Linked DNA regions of Homo sapiens: region 1 is linked to region 2. Evidence: read pairs that join two places in POLR2A ChIA-PET (ENCODE). Cell type or tissue: OCI-LY7. All regions are shown on one strand. Links, peaks and the distances in the headings refer to the core of each region. The heading gives the core; the rest is flanking DNA.

What was found. ChIA-PET counts read pairs that join two places held together with the same protein. Peaks named below come from ENCODE experiments on the same cell type or tissue, not always from the same donor. Only the 100,000 strongest peaks of a DNase experiment are listed, where the experiment ranks them.
Region 1: POLR2A ChIA-PET joins it to region 2 with 7 read pairs; 2 of 35 experiments call an interaction of 5 or more read pairs at or near these places.

What each region holds. Positions count from the first base shown.
Region 1 is chr15:52,669,571-52,678,105 of GRCh38, forward strand. ATOSA (atos homolog A) reads right to left here. Exons shown (of 13, transcript NM_001385016.1): 2 at 8,436-8,535. The coding sequence starts at 8,451. Among named protein-coding and RNA genes, the nearest start is that of ATOSA, 5.6 kb to the right of the region's middle. RefSeq lists enhancers at 2,022-2,523, 8,514-8,535. In OCI-LY7, for the core only: no CTCF peak of the experiment used is centred there; no DNase peak of the experiment used is centred there; H3K4me3 peaks cover 2,025 bases; H3K27ac peaks cover 1,003 bases.
Region 2 is chr15:52,381,472-52,390,006 of GRCh38, forward strand. MYO5A (myosin VA) reads right to left here. Exons shown (of 42, transcript NM_001382347.1): 13 at 7,767-7,892; 14 at 6,358-6,441; 15 at 2,690-2,851; 16 at 1,620-1,717. Among named protein-coding and RNA genes, the nearest start is that of MYO5C, 90 kb to the left of the region's middle. RefSeq lists enhancers at 2,013-2,072, 2,113-2,342. In OCI-LY7, for the core only: no CTCF peak of the experiment used is centred there; no DNase peak of the experiment used is centred there.

The DNA of each region.
Region 1 (8,535 bases), core at 1,089-6,088, 290 kb after region 2:
CCTAATTTCAGATACTGACGCTAAATTAATTCCATTCAGGAATATACATTTGGTTAAGTGGGAAACCAAAATATGAAAACTTTAAATATTGTTTATTCCCAAATACAGATTGGTCATGTTCCCAAAGGGGATATGTTTAAGTCTGACCATTATTTAGGCTTAAATATTACTGACAAGCAATATGAGTTATGATTAGATTCCCAGAAGAGTCTACCAAAGGTTTCTTAACCTATAATGGCCATCTTGCAGCATCATGGAACAAATCTAAATTCTGGGTCATGGAAGCAGAAGGGCCATGCTCCAAGCACTGAATCAATCCTAGGTAATACTCTGAAACAAAGAAAAAAGCAGTTTTGGGCAACATCTCACCACTCTATTTTCCATCAGCCTCTTTCTAGTTCCCACCTCTGCCTCACTCTCTGCCCTGATGCTGCTCTAAACTGTTCATTAGGGTCTACTATCACCCAGAAATAGTGGGCTGTGTTCCAATTTGCCTACTTTCCCTCTCCATTGCATTTGCATTAAAGATTGGGTAGTTCAATGCTGGTTTTGACTTTTTTCTATGTTATTGTATATTTCAGAAGACAAGGTTGACAGTGACATAAGTGTCCATTGATCTTTCATGCTTGTTCCAACCAGTTTTCAAAACGGAGTTCTGAAACACTCATTTCCTCAGTGCAGCTGTTCCAAGCTGTGTATTCTTGTTAGCAGAGGAAACCATTTAGCAATCCCTACCCAGTGCTAGGCGTATGTTAAGTGCCAAACCATATGTTCTCAGTTTACCTTTCCCACAAGGCTTAAGGTTGACGGTATTAGAGCAAAAAACAAAACCGTTGTTCAGAAAGGCTATGTAATTTTTTCAAGGTAATTTGGCTGGTAAGTTCCGAAGTTAGAATTTCAATCCAAATTTGATCCTAAAAGCTTAGTGTCTTAACTTTTCTTGCATTATAGTACGCTGCTAAAAGGAAACCATTTAAACTAAAATATGACCATCATTTCAACAGTCCTCGAAAAATGTATAACTAAGTATACATTTATTAATCCAAGTGAATCTCTAGTTGGTATAATTTCTGTCAGGATAGCAAGAGGAAACTAAAAGTAATAAAATCCTCATACTGTGTGAATAGCACCAACTAAGATGCAGCTGGCTGTATTTGGGAAGACCTGGCCCTTTGCACATCTATACAAATAATCCTGCCCACAGAGTAAATTAGTCCACATTTATATAGCATCTCATGGCTTACTATGTTCTTTGACATATTATCTTAGTTGAAGCTCAGAAGCAACACCCTTAGCCAGCTACATCTTACAGATAAGTAAACAGGTTTGGGACTTAATCCAAGAATGGGTCCCAAATCTAAACTCTAAATCCTTTGAGTTTTTTTTCCATTAGTCTATCCGACTTGTACTTTCTTATATTCATAAACCTGAGGTTTACCAATTTGAACATACAGACATTCTCCCTCTCTCTCAGAAACAGCAATAGGAGCAAATTCAGCACAGGGGGTGGACATCAGAGAGCTTCTAGCAAATGTCTGTGTATGAATCATTTGTTAGACGTATATAAACTGGAAACCATTGTCACTAAATGGCTTTTGCCTACTTTTAAGATATTTTATAGTGTTTTAATTCAATAAGATATGATTAATTAAGAAATATAACCTTTATTTAAGTTATGGATAGTATCCTTAACTGTATTTTCAAAAAATTAAGTATAAAATTGTGATAACAGCCTAACAGTCATTAATTCAAACCAATCCCTAAATTGGCAGAAGTTCAGCTGGTATCAGTAAAACAATCAAATATTGCTACCCAGCTGCTCCTATTCCTATCTGCTCCACAAATACTGAGACATACAAGTCATTCTTTCATTTAACAAATATGTATTAAACACCTATGCACCTACCATGTACAAGACTGCCTACTAAATGATGGGAATACAGGTGTGAATAAGAGACAAGGTTTCCGGACTCACAAAACTTAAAATCTAGCTGTAGAGACAGACAATAAACAAAAGAAATTACAAAATGTGGTCAATGCTATGAAGGAAATACAGGCTGCTCAGACAAAGAATAACAAGGGACATCTCATTTAATAAATGACAGCAATTAACATTCACTGAGCACTTTGGATAGGGTAGTGAGAGAAAACCTCTCTGAAAAAATGACGGTTAAGTTCTATAACAAAAGAACAACAAGGAGACACCAATGTGATGACTGGGGAGAAAGGCTTTTTAGGCAGAAGGAATTTCGCATACCAGATCCTAAGTGGTAATCAAAAACCTAAAAGGCAGCTAGTGGGGCTGGATATGGTAAACAAGGGGAAGAGATGAGTATCTTTTACATGGAAAGGAAAATATGAGAAAGCTCAACTCAAATTATTGCTAGGAATTGTGGTATTACACATGGGCTCTTAGGCTAATATTTTGATTATCTGCTGGCATTTTTTACCTATTCCATCCTGTTTTACTTTAATAAGAGTCTGGGCCAGGTGCAATTCCTCACACCTGTAATCCCAGCACTTTGAGAGGCTGAGCCAGGAGGGCTGCTTGAGCCCAGGAGAATGAGAACAGTCTGGGCAACATAGTGAGACCCCATTTCTCAAAAAAAAAAAAAAAAAAAAAAGACAATTAGCCAGGCATAGTGGCGTGCACCTGTAGTCCCAGCTACTCTGGAAGCTTAAGCAGGATGATCTCTTGATCCCAGGAGTTGGAGGCTACAGTGAATTATGATTGCATCACTGTACTCCAGTCTGAGTGACACAGTAAGACCCCATCCCATGAAAAAGAAAAAGAAAAAGTCTAACATGAGGAACTCTTCTGATTTTTCACCTATTTGAGCAAAGATAGAATTAACTATTAACAAATTGACTTTGGTTTACCTACTAAGAAGTACTGTTTCCAAGTACTACAATTTTGCCTTTTCATTATCCAAAAAAAAAAAAACCAGTATTGTTAGTCTGAGTTTAATATTTCCAGTTTTTAAAATCCCCAGCCTCAAAAAGGGTGAAAACATTTTCATAATTAGATCCAAAGGCGAGAAAGGCAAAAGAATATAAATATTCTTTAACAACTAATTTTTTTCTATATTTGTTCACAATGCAGAAGGCTCAGACCCCATGGGTTTCTTCAGTTCTTGAAGAGAAAATCAATTTTTAAGTCACTCTCCTTATATACACATTTGCCTTTCAGTTCTGCCTTCCAATTATCTTTTTTTTCTCATTCTTCAAAGAAATGACAGGGTTTAGTCCACTGAATCATTTCCTTCTTACTGGATGACAGGCAAAAACATAGATGGGGTATCTCTACGTCAACCCCTTTAGTATCTGAATCTCAGAAGTTGTATCAAGCCATTGATTATTTGACAGCTACTGATGCCAAGACTCATCAACATAAATGGATGAAAGAACAACAGTAGCCAGCTTTTAACTTGTGATCACACTGAATATACAAAACATGCAGCTGAATTAGCCCCCTTTTGTCTTCCTCAGCTTTCACTAACTGACTGGTTTCTTCTTTAGAAAATGTCCAAAAATAATAGCAGTTTACATTTGAATGCTAAGTGCCAGCCACTGTTTTAAGCATATTACACACATTAACTTATTTAATCCTCAAAATAACCATGAGCTGAGGTACTATTACTTTCCCTATTGTAAAGATAAAGCTGAGGCAGAGAGGACAAGCAGCTTTCCAAGATCACAATACTTACCAAATACCTGTTTGGAGTTTTCCTCAAGTATTTTTAAACCACTTTGGTCCCAAAATCTTATGGTATTTTAACATTACTTACTGCTACCAGTCAGGGAGCTTAAGAGCATATGCTCAAGTTCACTTCACATTTGAGCTTGCCCTTTTATTAGCTGTGTAACCTTGGGTAAGTTACCAAACTTCTCTATGACTCAGTTTCGTTTATCCATAAAACAGAGATGACAATAGCATCTATTTCCTTGAGTATCTGTGAGGATTAAATGAGTTATATATGTGAAGTACTTAAGACAGTGCCTGGCACATAGTATGAACAAGTATTAGCTGTTGCTACTCATACTATCATGACCACCTCTACCTGGGAATTTAGCAAAAGGCCGCTTTATTTAATCTAGTCAGTATTTCTTCTCCAACATCTGCCATTTCTTTTGTTTGATTTACATCAACTAACAATGAACTATTCTTAGCAAGCAATGCACCTAATTGCTTTGCTACATTTTTCTAGTCCTTAACACTTCTTTCCTATTTCACCTGCCCAGGAGTGAATTGTTTGAGGTTAACAGGGTTGCATTATGCTATAGTTAAGTTCATAAGCCACTGAAATTCTAAGGCTAATGTCTAAATTTGTAATATAGCCAAATGGAGGAAAAAACTAAGCACTTCTCTATTTTAACCTCAAAAACAAAAACCACAAAATAGTGTGGTGTTTTGTTTGTGGAACAGATTTTGCACTACTAGTTTTAACTTAAAGATCAACAGCCTACAATGTTTTTAAATATGAATTAAAACAGTAGATTTAAATTACTAATTTATGATTTATTTTATAGGTCTTAATCTTTCATAGCAGTTTTGATTAAGCTCAGATATTAAAAATACAAAATTAGAAATACATTTAGAACATAACCTAATATGTTTTTAATTACCTCTACACTAAGACCACATTTTATTTATTTTTAAATAGAGATAGGGTCTTGTTATGTTGCCCAGGGTGGTCTCGAACTTCTAAGCTCTAAGCAATCAACCCTCCTCGGGCTCCCAAAGTGCTGGGATCACAGGCATGAGCCACCGCAACAGGCCGTGGACCACACCTTAGACTTCTCTTGAAACACCAGGTATTCAATATACACACAGGTCTAGAACCAGGTCCAAACTTGTACATCCTTGAGTCAAAGGTGGAATAACATTAAATTTTCCAGCTGCCCAGCTCTAGTCAGCTGTTAACATCACTTAAAAATCTAATTATTCCAGAAAGCTTAGTCCACCCATGTCATCCTCTACATATAGAAGCCATAATTGTAATAGCAAATGACAATATAAATACATTATACATATACTGCAAGTATCCTTCTGTAGCTTTTATATTTTCTCAGATAACTATATATTAAAAAATTATTAATCTGCTCGAGCCTTAGCAGTTTGAACACTATCAATGCAAAACAGAACAAAATAGCATTAGGTTATTAAACATTTCATTATTTATTTACCTTTGTTGAGTATATCTTGTAATTGACCAATATATAAGCATTTGTAATGCTTATATATAAGCTTATATAACCAGTATATAAGCATTTGTAATGCTTATATATAAGCTTATATAACCAATATATAAGCATTTGTAATGTTTATTTAACATAATAAACGATATTATTTATTTAATATCTGCTATGTGCCAAGCACGGTCATATTTCATTCTAACTGTGAGAAGTTGGAATTATTCCCATTTTACAGACAAGGAAACTGAGACTCTCAGAGATTATGTGATGAAGATTAGAGAGCAAGCAAGTAATGGAACAAGTATAAAAACACAGGTCTGCTAATGACAACATCTAAGACTCATCTTTGGCAGTGTTACCCAAGTAATGTTATATTATTGCTTAAAATTAATTTTTTTTACAGTACAGTAAAATACTATCGTACAGTAAAATACTATCGACTATTGTGAAATCTATCATGCTATACCATAACATCTTATTTCAAAGTACAGTAGAAACTCCTGACCTTCAGATAATTTTTTTCTATTGGCTATCAGTTTGTTTTTATGGAGGCTGTAGGGAGCAGAATTGACCAATGCTCCCCACACCTTCCATAAAAACAGCCAATAGAAAAAGAATTAAGGCATTTTTCCTGACCCCCACCTTAAACTTTTACAGTTAGCCAACCAACTACCACACCCAATCATGTACGATAAGAGGCTATTGTATTTATTTAGAAACTTTAACTCTTTGAAGCACAGCTGTCTTTCACAAAACTATAATCTGAGTCTCTACATTAAAATCCACACTTTACTCACACTCTGAATGAGCATCTGAGAAGTTCTCCTATTTATGTTCATCTTATAGAAAACTTAGTGTTAGGCCGGGCGCGGTGGCTCACGCCTGTAATCCCAGCACACTGGGAGGCCGAGGCGGGCGGATCACGAGCTCAGGAGATCGAGACTATCCTGGCTTACACGGTGAAACCCTGTCTCTACTAAAAATACAAAAAATTAGCCGGGCGTGGAGGCGGGCGCCTGTAATCCCAGCTACCGAAGGCTGAGGCAGGAGAATGGCGTGAACCCGGGAGGCGGAGCTTGCAGTGAGCGGAGATTGCGCCACTGCACTCCAGCCTGGGCGACAGAGCGAGACTCCGTCTCAAAAAAAAAAAAGAAAAAGAAAAAAAAAGAGAGAAAACTTAGTGTTAAGTACGGTTATCTAATTATCTAGCTCAGAGACTAAAAGCAGGAAAATTAAAAGGTGACAAGGATAAATATATTAACAACAAAAACTGTTGACAGCCAGGGAACATAAAAATCAGAATAAAAAAAGATAGGCTGAGATGGTTTAAACTAGAGACAAAAAAATCTCAAACCAGAAGCGTGAACATTTTTTAAATGTCTCCACATATCATGATTACAACTAAAAATATTTTGACGTTTAAAAAGTTTCAATTATCCAGAAAATTCATTTATATAGGATAGTTCTTTGGACACCAATGTAGTTTAAAAAAAAAAATGAAGTGTAACTGTTTTCTCGTTAAGAGTTGTCCATAACTCTGCCTTTCAAATTGCAGGTCATCATGACCCATTAATTGGTGAAGAAATCAATTCAATGGGTGGTGACAGCAATTTTTCAAAACGTGAAATAGAATAGAAAATACAACATTACATTGCGCACAGTAAGGGTAAGTACGTTTGTGAAAAGCTTATTTCAATATTTCTGTACTAGTTTGCTAAGTAAAAGATTACTTACACTGGTTTTAGTAAAAGAAAAAAAAAGCCATGGGTCTAAAGGTTTATGTTATTATTATGGAATATAATCACAATACTAAACTCACAATCCCATCATCTTTACCTGAGAATGCTAAAGAAAGCTACAATTTTTAAGGTGAAAACTTCTTTGGAAATCTTGATGAATAAATTTGTTTCCCCTAAAAATCTATATCAGTACGTAACTAAACATTTTATTGTGTTTAACACTAGTTTTGGCTGCAAATACTATTTTTAAAACTGCTTATGACTGTAAAGCAACTTTTCACAACAATTCAAAATAAATAGTGACTTTGATTTTATTTGCTTGTTTATTCTGAGAATCAATTACTAACCTTGGTGCCATTTTTCCAAAGTGATTGATGTAATCTAAAAATCTAAACTTGGCATTCTACACAAGGAACCTGCTCAGGAGCAATACACTTACTAATACTTGATACATACATAGCTGCTGCCTGATTGTATGTAATAGCCAACACCTAAAACTAATTTAAATCACTAAATTAAGTATGGTTTTCTCCAATTCCTTCTGGTGCATTTCAATAGACCTATTTTACCCAGAAAATTTGTCTAATCACTTTGAAAAAATATATGGAAAAACAACCAGTTTAATATATATAAATTTTAAAATAAGCATCTAATTCGTAGGATAAATTAACATTTCCAATCCTAAAGACTTGGATTTGGAAGGAAATCTGTCATCTAGTCCAGCCCCCTACCAAATAAAATAATCCCCACTTCACAATGTTCCTTGGAATCAAACTCATATCTGACTGAAAAGCTCTCACTACTAACCACTACTATATTAACATCTTCTAAAATTGGTTCTTGCCATTAATCAGAAGACTGATAAAGAATTACCTTGAAGTCCTTGAAAAGCAGTGTATATATTATTCTTATAAATCCTGAAAATACAGGTTTAGAAAAGAAGTGACATTTACTTATCACCAGGGATTTCAGTGGCCCAAACTGTCCATATGCTGGTATATTGAATACTGGAGTACTCTGCAAACTTTTGGAGTTTGCTTAAAGCACAAAAATCAACTAATCAAAGTAGTAATAAAATAACAGTTGTCAACTCAAGCTTAAGTTTTCTCTTCATTTTATCAAGTTCACATTCAAGTTTAAAAAGCTTATGAACTTCTTGAAAGTTGAAGTTAGATTGACTACCTAAAAACGAGCAAGTACAACTCTAAAATGATACCTGTATTGTGGCAACAGATACAAATACCATTCTTTACTTTCATTTTGAGATACACTAGAATCTCTCTTGAAGCTAGTGCTTCAGAAGCACTTTTGTAAAAACGCTTAACCTTCTCTTCCATATGCCTTTCTCTACCTCACCAGCTGGAATCTGTCACAAAAACAGATAATCACATATGATACAGAAATAGTTGATCCTACTGCAGAATTAGGTTAACACTTCTAAATTGAGGCATAGAAAAGAAGGGGGTGGGGGAACAAGCCCTACTTAAACAAATCATTTACCTCGGTCTGGCTTCATTTTCACATCCAATTTTCGCCCAGAGTGCTGTGAAATGCACCTGTGGGTTCTTTCAACAGGCTCGCCGCTGATTCTACGGCTTCT
Region 2 (8,535 bases), core at 1,363-6,362:
GTCTTTGACCTATAAATTCCACTTCTAGAGTCACATTATCCCAATGAGATAATCAGACAAATATACAAAAATGTTTGGCACAGGATGTTTATTATAGCATTGTTGGAACAACTTAAATGGCCATCAGTAGGAACTAATTTAAATAAATATACTATGTCTACACAATGGGATACTCTGTAGCCATTATATGATTATGTGACTTTTTACTTACCAAAAGGGAAAGTGTTCACAATCTGTCAAGTTAAAAGTAAAGACTAAACAGCAATCATAGCACAAGGCCCCTCCTTTTGTGTCTCTCTCTCTCTCTCTCTCACACACACACACACACACACACACACGGAGCATGGAGGGAAGGGAAGGTGGTTAATCAAGAACAATGTATGACAGTTAATACCAGTTATCTCTCTGGGTATGATGGATGCTTTTTCTTTTCCTTTTTTCTTTTTTTGAGACGAAGTCTCACTCTTGTCCCGCAGGCTAGAGTGCAGTGGAGTGATCTCGGCTCACTGCAACTGCAGCCTCCCAGGTTCAAGTGATTCTCCTGCCTCAGCCTCCCGAGTAGCTGGGATTACAGGCGCCCGCCACTACACCCGGCTAATTTTTGTACTTTTAGTAGAGACAGGGTTTGACCATGTTGGCCAGGTTGGTCTCAAGCTCCTGACCTCAGGTGATCCACCCACCCTGGCCTCCCAAGTGCTGGGATTACAGGTGTGAGCCACTGCACCCGGCTGACGGATGCTTTTTCATTTATTTTTATACTATTCTGTATTTCCTGAAAACTGTCTTTACAATGTACATGTATTACTTTTAAAATTAGAAAAATAGGCTGGGCATGGTGGCTCGCGCCTGTAATCCCACTGGGAGGCCGAGTGGGGACGGATCACGAAGTCAGGAGTTCAAGACCAGCCTGGCCAAGATGATGAAACCCTGTCTCTACTAAAAATAGAAAATTAGTTGGGCATGATGGTGCATGCCTGTAATCCCAGCTACTCGGGAGGCTGAGGCAGGAGAATCACTTGAACCTGGGAGGCAGAGGTTGCGGTAAGCCGAGATCGCGTTATTGCACTCCAGCCAGGGCAAGAAGAGTGAAACTCTATCTCAAAATAAATAAATACATACATAAAATTAGAAAAATATTTCTGTTTTGTAAAAAAAACTCCAGAAAAATTGATTCTCCCTTCATGCATGGTATCTGAAGCAGGAGGAGGTGCTGGTGAAAACAGACACCCTCTGATGATTTCAGCAGTGGAGAAGCAGCAGGTAAGCATTCGCCAAACAGCCTTATCCCAGCCAGTGCTGGTTCCACCTAATGCCCAAATGAACAAAAATCCCAGAGAGATCAATTGAAGTAAATTCAAAACAGAAAACAGAACCAGAATGCTTGGTTGACCTCAAGTTTTCAAATCTTCAGATGGCTGCTAATTTACTCTCACATTCTCAAAAGGGACAAAAACTGAAAAAATAATCTACTGACTAGTGGTTTCCCTCTACAAGGCATGAAGACTTACCCAAATATTTTTTTCCTTATAAAAATGTAAGGAAAATATTAGTTTGCTTGGCTGGTTTGGCACTTCTTATAAGATATGTACTTTTTCACTGGGTGGTTCAGAAATACTTACGTGAATGGGAACTTGAAGTCATTAGGCTTGATACAGCGCACATAGTGAGGGGTAGTGGCATTGAGTGTCTCCATAAGCAGGTGCAGGGAGTTTCTGAACTGCATGAAAAAGGGCAGAAGAGGGTATCAAGGCTTTGTCCAAAGTCAAAGGTGAGGTAAAACAATGGGAAATTCCCTTCCTATGACACTAATGGAGAAAACTTTGCCACTTATAAACTTGACCCATCTTCAGAAGAGGAGCTGCCACAAAACAAGAATGCTAGGGCTTTTGGTTAAAATTTGCCTAAATTCTACCATTTTCATGCTTACTCTGCTAAATATAGATTCCTATACTCCCACTCCTTTTCCCCACAGGAAGCTACAGAAACCTGTTATGAGCTTAGTCATATGTAACTAACAATATAACCTTGCTTTAAGGCTATTTAATCACATAAAGTGGGAATTTTGATGGAAGATACTGGAAAACGTAGCAGATGACTTAAAAGAGTATAGGTAATGAATGAGAGAATGACAAAGGATAGGCAGAGAGGAGTTAAAATTAGGGACCTAGGATCAGGACTGGAGGCTGTGGACCTGGGTCAGGCCCTGTTTCTGTCTACACCAGGCACAGGGTCCCATGCACAGGACAGCAAGCTGAGGAGCGCTCAGCCTCCATTCAAAGCCCTACTCCCTGTTCAGGCACTAAGCATGTATGTAACATTTCCCACTCTCAGAGAACATAAGACATCAAAGAAAGGCGAGGGCCCTGTTCTGAAGGAGCTGACCGAGGCACTGTACAAATATAGAGACAAAACAAACAGAAAACTAAGCAAAGATGGGGTGGTCTGAGAGACGATATGCACGAGAGAATTAAGCTGTAGAGAAAATTATTTCGGGAAAGGCTTATGCAGAGTCACAGGTCTAAAACTGGGTGGAGAAGAGTTTTAGTGGATGGTGTCGTATGATCTCACAGTGAAAGCTCTAGGCTCTCCTCACCTGAGGATCCCACCTGGGAGGCTGAAGAGGGAAGATCTGAGGTTTCAGATGAGCCAGAAAGGAAGGAGCGTGGCAGCGGCAGCTCCCTGAACTCACCTGATGCCCCACTGTTTTCTTGTGCTCTTTGGCCATTTGGCCTGGTCTGCCTTTGGTGGGCTTTGCAGGAGTTCGTGTGAGGGGTGTGCGCCCTGAGGAGGTGGCTGAAGTTGGACTGATGGCCTTCTCATCATCTTGAAATAGTTCTGGTAGCATCTTAAACTAAGTCAGAAACAATATAAAGAAATTACATTCTAAACCAAACTTGAACGCAAACCTTCACAAAAGAAATATTACAGAGATTCCCTTCCTTAAGTAATCACTGTCAGAGTCACACTCCAGAAAGAGTCAGTATCTGTGCTAAGAGCCAAGAATATGAGAGGAAGGTGAGGTAAGTGCTATACAAAAATAACACGGAAAAATGCAATAATTCTACAACCATGTCTGGGGGAAAGCAAAGTCAAAACTACTGCACCCGGACTTGAAAACCTAATCCACAGGAAGTGACAAATCTAAACATATTAATGGGCTTGAACTATAATTATTTTACGAGAAAAACAGTAATTGAAAGTCTTATTACCTCAGTTCCACAAACTGTTTTAGCATCAGGTGGAGAAAAACACTAGTCCAAGTTTGCAAGTTATTTATCAAGTGTCTACTCACCTGCTTTATTTGTCTACCTACTAACTTAAGTGCTGAGCACTAACTGAAAAACATCACCGAAAATCTCAGCAGGAAAGGGTCATAAACAAATTCTACAATATTAGAAGGTTTTAAAAGTTATGAATAATAATTTTTGGAAGATAATTCGGGTTACAGAAAAAAAAGTTTAAAACCCTACCCATATCCTGTACATTTGATATTTGTTTTCAAGGGATTTATAACTTCAACAAATAATTCCTGTAATCAATTTTGTGTTCTATCAGGTTAGCAATGTGAAAGATTATTAAAAGATCTGGTACTCAATAAGTAGGTAGATGATATTAGTCAATATGGTTGGGAGAAATTTTATGGAAAAAAAGAGACTTCAAATGAATCCAAAGGAACATCTTGATGTATGTACATATCTTTACAACAGTGCCACATCCCATATAAATAAAACCAGTTCTTCTAATTAGTCAAGCTATATTTGCAACTATAATTATATATCTATTAACCTTAATACAACCTATTTAATCTTCATAACAATTCCATAAATTAGATGCTATCATGATTCTATTTTATAGATGAGAGATCTGAGGCATAAACTCAGTAGATGAACTGTGCTTCCCCTTATTAATCAGCTATACAGAAAGTAGAGGGTTAAAACTCATTTTAATGGTATTTGGTAGAACTGAAATTCAGTGGTATTTAGTCAAGTTGCAATTTATTTATATGCTTCCTGATATTAGATGTGGCCACAGAAGATTTCTTTATGGTGGAAAAATATCAAATAAAGCACCTTCTGATAAGTTTATAATTCCATATATATATATATTTTTTTAAACTCCTTTTCAAATTGTAAGCTAGAGGCTGCAGGAAAAAAAAAGACAAAACACATAAATACACAAACATACTCCACACTGTATTACTACAAAAATAATTCTACTCAAAACACATAACACAGATATTAATCTTCTAAAATTAGTACTTCCAAGAGAACACATTTACACTATGTGATACTGGCTTCTATCAGATGCAGTGAAATTATGAAGTTGATACTCCTAGATTGGGTTTCAGCAAAGACCAGCAGCAGAGGAAGCCTCCAAGCTATGTTAGGTAAATCACACACTGTCCCCACTTCAATGGAAACAATGTTACACAGACTGGCAGTCACTGCAAATGATTTGTCAGAATGCATACCCACCTTATGATGACTAAGGACTCAAAAGCCAATTAGAAAACTAAATCAGAATAAAGATAACTGATCAAAGATGCCTCAAGAATGAGAACCTGGCCAGGTGTGGTGGCTCACACCTGTAATCCCAGCACTTTGGGAGGCCGAGGTGGGTGGATCCCTTGAGACCAGGAGTTCAAGACCAGCCTGGACAACATGGTGAAACCCCATCTCAACAAAAAATTAGACAGGCATGGTGGCATGCATCTGTAGTCCCAGCTACTTGGGAGGCTGATGTGGAAGGATCACCTGAGCCAGGGAGGTCGAGGCTGCAGTGAGCCCTATGATCATCACATCACTGCACTCTAGCCTGGGTGACAGTGAGACACTGTCTCAAAACAACAACAACAACAACAACAACAGCAAGAATCAGATGAAAACCTGTGAATGTTCTGTTTCAGCTAAATTACTTTGACAAAGTAATAAAACTAGAATTTTATCATTACTTATAAATCAAACCAATAAAGATCTTTAACTGAATAATACTTAGAGATTGGCATTGTGGGAATTTTCTCTTACATATCAATCCTGTAAACTATAAACAGTTAATGCCCAGTGCCTGTTAGACACTTTAACTCTTTTTTTTTTTTGGAGACAGAGTCTCGCTGTCTCCGAGGCTGGAGTACAGTGGCACAATTACGGCTCACTGCAGCCTCAACCTCCCAGGCTCAAGTGATCCTCCCACTCAGCTTCCCAAGTACCTGAAACTATAGCCATGCACCACCATGCCCAGCAAATTTCTGTATTTTTTTGTAGACATGGGGTTTTGCCATGTTGCTCAGGCTGATCTTAAACTCCTGGGCTCAAGCAGTCTGCCTGCCTCGGCCTCCCAAAGTGCTGGGATTACAGGCATGAGCTACAACACCTGGTCTCGACTTATTTTCTGAAGGTTAAAACTGGGATTTGGTCTTCATGTAATCTTTATATTATCAAAATAATTGATAGTAAAGGTTTTTATTCTAAAAACAACAGTCAAAATATTCATATACTATTCCACTGAAGTTAAAAAGATTCTCTGAGAATAAAATAGAAAAACAAAGACTGCCAGTCAGTAATCTAGAAGAATTCACATGAAAATTTTTAATTTTTAGCTGAATACCTGAATATTCATTTTGCTGACCTAAGAAACTGGCTTCCTGCTCTGCTCTCTGTGGGATGAACATGAGCCATGTTCCCCTCCCCATTCTTTCCAGATGGAAGGTCAAGGGATGGAGGGGATCAACCTAATCATCAATACAATGTAGCCATCGTAGCTCTTACCATCTGGAATATTCTTTTCCCTCTAGAAAGCAGTGTCTCTAGTACCTATGCCTAAGAAAAATAATTTCAAAGTGCTTTGGGCCACACCTGGAACTGCACTCAGTGATGATCCAGAGATCAGTCTCCATCTGGATGGAGTGCGTAAGGCCACGTTTCTAGTACCTCCCTTCAAACTGACAGGGCAGAAAGACTGTTTTCTCTCATGGCCTCTCACCAAGGCACAATAGAGTCTAGAACCACTGTGGAGGCAATAATTTCACACAAAACTGAAAGAAACATTGCACAGGAGTTAAAAGCACAGACACAGCAAGACGGCCTGGATTTTAATTTGGCTTGAAAACTCGGTAGCCATGAAGTCTCTGTGTCTCAGGTGCCTCATCCATAAAATAAGAGTCATTAGATGAGTTAGCATTTTCAATACATTTAGAACAGGACCTGACATGCAGCTAAATTACTTTGACTAACATACTAAGTGTTATATATTTGGTAAATTAAAAACTGAAACAGATTTTTGTTAAAAAAATCATTTTTATTGTTAAAAAGCTAATGCTTTGCATACATCCTGGATTAGAGTAAGCCTATCCATAGTTACCTTGCTTGATTTAAGAACTTTAATTTGTTCTTCAAAAACGGTGTCTTTATTCTTTTCGAGAAATCCTTCACACTGGTATTCCACCTGAAAACACATGGAAAAATCTCCTTAACTGATAAAACTTTTGAATAGATATTATAATCATCAATAATAAGAATCTTTATTAGTCTCAGGCTATACGATCAACTCTCAGCAAACTGGTATTATCAGTCTTTTCCAAGAAACCAAGGCCATTCCTGGTAAGAAGTATGTTAACTTTAGAGTAAAACTCCTCAAATATCGTTTTTCCTAGGAAACAGTGGTAGCGCTGATTGTGATCTAAAAGATCCTCTCAGTTAGTGGGTGAGCAGATTAGATCCTCTTCTCCCATGCTGGCCAGAGAGCTCTTCCAAGGCTGACTCCTTGTATCTCCTTCCAACCTAGGTTACCATCAAGCAGTTGTGTTTCCTCTTAGAAGAGATTACAGCAGGAGTGAGAATCAGAAGGAACAAATGAGTGTCTGATGGGGACAGAGGTGAAAAGCTGCTGATGGATGAAGGTGAAGGCTGGGGAAATATTGTATGATTTGGTAAAGCAGGACTACTTGAGAATGGACTATTTCTTTTCCAAAACTCCAGCAACTTCAGTTGTCTGCCACTCAAGGGGGTCAAAGCTTGCATGACAAAACCTTTAGGTGGCCCTAGGGTCATCTCAAGGCTTCTAGATGGAATTAGGGCAGACTTAGAAAGTCCTCAATCCCTAAAGGAGACCCTGTGAAACTTACCCCAAAGCCTACATCACAGTCTCCTTGAAATATAAATTACTCTCATTGCTTGTGATTTTCTAAGTACACTATAGAACTTGTGAAGCAGTAAGACAGTATGCCTTATTAGAAGGGACCCAGTGAATCAATTGCAGAGGGTGACACAAGTCCACAATTGCTATTCTGAAACCCTTGAGATCAGCTATGCTTTAGGACTCAGAATTTTTGAGGCATTTAGAGATGTAGTATGTACATACACCATTTTTTCATATTTCCAGCAGAATGGAAGGCAATGATCTACAACAAAACATATTCATATTTCTATAGTGAAATATGAATATTTCCAGCCTAACTGGGATAAAGACAGACTATAAATAATCTCATGTTAATTCAGATCAGAGATCAGGTTTAGCTAAACGAGTTATTAAAAAAAAAACAGTTTACAGAGATTCCTGGATTTCAGAATTATAGAACCATACTTATTTCACAAATAACTCAATTTAGGTTAAAGGAAGAGAAAACCAACATGTCAACACTGAAGACTGCTGTCCCTTGAGCCCTAAAGAATGCAAACATCAGCAAAAGAAAAAAAAAGATACCTCCTGACTATTGGGTTTTTTCCACATTTAAGTATTCAAAAAGAAAAACTGATATAAAGCTTCCTTACTTTGTCAGCAAAATGTTGGATGATGAAAGCTTTGTTTGATAGACGAGGCTTTTCAAAGAGTGCACATTTGTTCAAATGTGTGTTGTACAATTTTTGGGCCCAGGTGTCATCTGTGCCTTTAGGCATCTATATTCATGGAAAAAAGGAAGAAAGAAAACAAGGTAAATACTGTGATTCCTCTAAAGCATCAGCTGTCAAAAGATCTTTTATTTTTTTTTTTTGGCTTTAACTAATAACTTTTACAATTCAATTTAGGAGTTCATTCCTTCCACATTTCATTGTTAGAGGCCAACAACCAATTACTAATGAATAGTATGACTGAGACCTTCTCATGGGCAACCCAGCCCAATCTTTGGGCAGTTCAATCTGCCTATATGAAAAATCATCAAATAAATTTGTTGTTGTTGTTGCTGTTTTTTAAAAAACAAAAGCTGGCCGGGCGTGGTGGCTCATGCCTGTAATCTCAGCACTTTGGGAAGCCAAGGCAGGTGGATCACCTGAGGTCAGGAGTTCGAGATTAGCCTGACCAGAATGGAGAAACCCTGTCTCTACTAAAATTAGAAAAAATTAGCCAGGCGAGGTGGTGGGCACCTGTAATCCCAGCTACTCAGGAGACTGAGGCAGGAGAATCCCTTGAACCTGGGAGGCGGATGTTGCAGTGAGCAGAGGTCACACCATTACACTCCAACCTGGGTGACAAAAGTGAAATTCCGTCTCAAAAAAAGAAAAACAAAAAAGCCTCCCAAGTTAAAGTTGAAATATCAGGGCT